Linked DNA regions of Homo sapiens: region 1 is linked to region 2. The links are chromatin loops, found by intact Hi-C in ENCODE. Cell type or tissue: OCI-LY7. All regions are shown on one strand. Region 1 has its middle 58 kb from the start of ZNF800. Region 2 has its middle 29 kb from the start of LINC03012.

Evidence for each region. Peaks named below come from ENCODE experiments on the same cell type or tissue, not always from the same donor. Only the 100,000 strongest peaks of a DNase experiment are listed, where the experiment ranks them.
Region 1: a loop joins it to region 2, with 2.0 times the contacts of the local background. A loop is called at or near these places in 15 of 110 quality-filtered maps.

What each region holds. Positions count from the first base shown.
Region 1 is chr7:127,333,684-127,336,183 of GRCh38, forward strand. No RefSeq gene overlaps it. Among named protein-coding and RNA genes, the nearest start is that of ZNF800, 58 kb to the right of the region's middle. In OCI-LY7, no CTCF peak of the experiment used is centred here; no DNase peak of the experiment used is centred here.
Region 2 is chr7:127,446,312-127,448,811 of GRCh38, forward strand. No RefSeq gene overlaps it. Among named protein-coding and RNA genes, the nearest start is that of LINC03012, 29 kb to the right of the region's middle. In OCI-LY7, CTCF peaks have their summits at 1,225 (motif pointing right) and 1,427; a DNase peak (open chromatin) is centred at 1,230.

The DNA.
Region 1 (2,500 bases), 110 kb before region 2:
ATACCAATGACATCCTTCACAGAAATAGAGAAAAACAGTCCTAAAATTCATATGAAACCACAAAAGACCCTGAATAGCCAAAGCAATCCTGAGCAACAAGAATAAAGCTGAAGGTATCACACTACCTGACTTCAAAATATACTATAAAGCCATAGTAAACACAAAAGCATGATACTGGCATAAAAACAGACACATAGACCAATGGAACAGAAAGACAACCCAAAAATAAATCCACACATTTACAGCCAACTCATTTTCCACAAAAGTGGCAAGAACACGTGCTGAAGAAAGGATAGTCTCTTTAGTAAATGGTGTTGGGAGAACATAATAACCATATGCAGAAGAATGAAGCTAGGCCCTTATCTCTCACTGCACACAAAAAAAATCAAATCAAAATGGATTAAAGACTTAAATCTAAAATCTGAAACTAAGAAACTACTGGAAAGCAATATAAGGGAAATGTTTCAGGAAACTGATCAGGACAAAGACTTTTTGGATAATATCTTAAAGGCATAGGCAACAAAAGCTAAAATAGACAAATGGGATTGTGTCAATCTAAAAAACTTCTACACAGCAGAGGAAACAATCAGCAAAATGAAGACACAATCTACAGAGAGAAAATATTTCATCAGAAAAGAGACTAATAGCCAGAATATATAACAAACAATAACAAGTCACTAAAAAACAAATAATCTGATTTAAAAATGGGCAAAAGGCAGAAGTTCCAGACCAGCCTGGCCAACATGGCAAAACTCCATCTCTACTAAAAATATGAAAAAGTTAGCCAGGCGTGGTGGTGCATGCCTGTAATCCCAGCTACTCAAGAGGCTGAGGCACGAGAATTCCTTGAACTCGGGAGGTGGAGGTTGCAGTGAGCCAAGATCATGCCACTGCACTACAGCCTGGTGACAGAATGAGACTCTGTCTCAAAAAAATTACTTAATTTAATTTAAATGGGCAAAAGGTCTGAATAAACATTTCTTAAAAGAAGACATACAAATAGCCAACAGATATATGAAAAAGTGCTCCACACCACTAATCACCAGAGAAATGCAAATTAAAACCACAATGAAATATCATCTCACTCAAGTTAAAAGGGCTTATCAAAAAGACAAAAAGTAACAGATGCTTGTGAAGATGCAGAGAAAGAGGAAGGCTCACACACTGTTGGTGGGAATGTAAATTAGTACAGCCACTATAGAAAAGAGTATGGAAGTTTCTCAAAATACTAAAAATAGAACCGCCATATCATCCAGCAGTCTCACTGCTGAGTATATATCCAAAAGAAAGGAAGTCAAAATATTGAAGAGATATCTGCAGTCTCATGTTTATCACAGCGATATTCGCAATAGCCAAGATAATCAACCTAAGTGTCCAACAACAGATGAATGGATAAAGAAAACGTGCTATATACACACAATGGAATATTATTTGGCCATAAAAAGAATGAAATCCTGTCATTTGCAGCAATATGGATGGAACTGGAGGTTATTATGTTAAGTTAAATAATCCAGGGACAGAAAGACTAATATTGCATGTTCTCACGCATAAGTGGGAGCTAAAAAAGTAGATCTCATGGAGAGAGAGAGTTGACTGGTGGTTACCAGAGGCTGGGGAAGGAATAGGGGGTGGGGGAATGAAGTGAGGTTGGTTAACGGGTATAAAATACAATTAGAAGGAGTAATGTCTAGTATTTGATAATCCAGTAAGGTGACCATAGTTAATAATAACATATTGCATAGTTCAAACTAGCTAGAAGACAAGGACTAAAATCCTCCCCACAAAAAGAAAAGATAAATGCTTGAGGTGATCGATATTCCAATTACCCTGATTTGATCATCACTTTTATGCATGTATGCAAATATCACGTGTCCCCAAAATATGCACAGGTATTCTGTATCATTAAAAAAAGACATAGAAGTAAAACTGCAGATTTAAGTCTTGTAATTTTGGAAAGCTTTTTCATTCAGTTCAACATTGGTAAACTGCTCATTAAGGACTGGCAGTTAAGCTTGAGGCTTTATTTCTTTTTCCACAAAGAGCTATGAAGCTGCTTAAGAGAGAGTTATGCCAAGGTTCTAAGCACCATGCAGTTTAAAAATGAAACTGAAATCTGACCTATGACAAGTCAAAGTAGAGGGACTTTAAAGGACCACTCAGATTAGTTATTACGCGTTCCTTCAAATTTGAGGCTATAGTGAACTTTGGTCATAGTCTTGCTTCTATTAGTTTCCCACTACTGCTATAACAAATTACCACAATTTTAGTGGGTTTATTATCTATATTTTTTTGAGAGCAGGTCTTGCTCTGTCACCCAGGCTGGAGTCACATTTTTGTCACCTTAGAGTTCTGGAGGTCAAAGCACTTTGGGAGGCCGAGGCAGGTGGATCACCTGAGGTCAGGAGTTCAAGACCAGCCTGGACAAACATGATGAAACCCTGTCTCTACTAAAAATACAAAAATTAGCCAGGTGTGGTGGCACACGCCTATAATCCCAACT
Region 2 (2,500 bases):
TTGGGGAGAGACTTGGAGACTCTGTGAGGGAAAGACAGTGGGCAAAGCTGCAGACATTTTCTCAGACCTAGGACCAAGAGTAGGATGCCATTTTTAATCCAGGCGCATACAAAGGCAACCATTCTTAGGCAATTCAGCAGCGTAACTGTGCAGGCATTTTAGTCTCAAGCCAGAGATTGGAATGCCTGCTCTGGAGAAAGGTAGGGGCCTCCACAGCCAGAACTGTGAAAAACACCTCAGCAATAGGTGCTGCAATTGTGCTCTCCCATATTGCAAGCCTGGAACCAGAGGAGAGCAGCTACATCTGCAGTTTCTCCTCAGCAACCAGTCTTGCAGCCAGGGCCAGCTTGATGACCTCGAACTGATCTTCATGTGCCTTGCTGGGTATACTAGACTGCTCCCCTAAGACTGTGGTGCAGTGGGGCCGTCTCTGCTCCACCCCAAGGCAGATTTCCTACCATTCAGAGCACCCATTCACCTGGTTCAGCAGCCTGAGCCACCTCATGCTTCTCAGGCATAGATCATGGTGCAGCAGAGCTTTCTCCACTCCACACCCAGACAGATCTCTAGGCATTTGGATCCTGCTCATATGGATGAGCAGCCTGACCTGCCCCACTGTTCCAGTGCAGAGATCCTAGTTCAGGGGGGCCTCTCTGCTGTCTCTGCTTCATGCCAAGGCAGATCTATGGCATTCAGAGCACCTGCTCATCTGGTTCAGCAGCCTGAGCCACACACACACCCTTCCGGGACATAGATAGTGGTAGAGTGAGTGACTGTCCACTCCATGCCCGAGCAGGTCTCCAGGCATTCAGAGCACCTGCTTGCCTGGTTCAGCAGCCTGAGTCACCCCAGCCCTCCTGTGCAGAAACCTTGGTGCAGGGGGGACCCTTTCTACTCCATATCCAGGCAGATCTTCAGGCATCTGGAACACTCACTCTCCTGGATTAGGAATTTAAACTCCCCCCATCCCCACGCAGAGAACTTGGGACTGAAGAGGTTTCCCTGCTCCATGCCTAGGCACACCTCTTGGTGCTTGGTGGCTGCCTACTGGATTCCCCCATGGTGTTGGTGCTTGTGCCTGTCATCAGGAGATCTATAGGTGGACCTGCTGAGTCCAGCCCCACCCTTCATGGACCCTGCCTCTCCAGGGCTGAGCAAGCAGCTCAGACCACTGCTCATCCCGGGCAACAGAGGGCAACAGAGAGCTTCTGCTAGTAAACAAGGATCAAATATATACCCAGCCACACTGGCCATAGCAGCTGTTACTTATAACTGCCATCTACTGGCCTGTAGGTCAAACTGCACTGCCCAATATAAAACCTGCTGAAAGAAGTGCATAGGGCTATAGAAGCAAAGCCAAAAGACCCTACCCAACATTCTCTACAGTCACACTCCTGGGGTGGAGGGAAGGGAAATGAAAGAAAAAATAATAATATTATTATAGGGGAAGAAATAAAAGAAAAAAACCCTACTCACATGGAAATAATTACAAAAATTAGATGTGACAGTATCTCCAGATGAGAAGGAACCAGCACAAGAATTCTTGCACCATGAAAAATCTGATTGTAGTGACACCACCAAAGGGTCACACTAGCTCTCCAGCAACTGTCTTTAATCAAAATGGAAACTCAGAAATGACAGAGAAATCAAAGTATGGATTACAAAGAAGCTTAATGAGATCCAAGACACAGTTGAAAATCAACCCAAAGAAACTTCTAAAGGAATCCAAACAATGAAGAAAGAGATAAACATCTTAAAAAGAAATCAATCAGAGCTTCTGGAAATGAAATACACACTTAAGAAATTTCAAAATACAATTGAAAGCTTTACCAATACACTGGATCAAGCAGGGGAAAAAATTTCAGAGCTTGAAGATTGGTCCTTTGAATGAACCCAGGCAGACAAAAATAAAAAAGAATTTTAAAAAATGAACAAAGTCTTTGAGAAATATGGGATTATGTAAAGCACCCAAGCCTATCAACTATTGGCATTCCTGAGAGAGAAGGAAAAAAAGTAAACAACCTGGAAAACATATTTAAGGAAATATGTGCCACTGCATTCCAGACTGAGCAACAAAGCATTCTGTCTCAAAAAAAAAGGAAAGAAAGAAAAAGAAAAATAGAAATAACTAAAATTAGAGTAGAACTGAATGAAGTTGAGACCCAAAGATCCATACAAAGAATCAACAAAACCAAAAGTTTGTTCTGTGAAAGGATAAACAAGATCAATAGATCACTAACTAGATTAACAAAGAAAAAAGAGCGAATGTCCAAATAAACACAATCAGAAATGACAAAGGTGGTATTACAACCAATCCCACAGAAATACAAAAGATCCTCAGAGGCTATTATGAACACCTCTATGAACACAAACTAGAAAATCTAGGGGAAATGGGTAAATTCCTGAAAACATACAATCTCCCAAGACTGAATCAGGAAGAAACTGAAATGCTGAATAGACAAATATTGAGTTCCATAATTGAATCAGTAATAAAAAACCT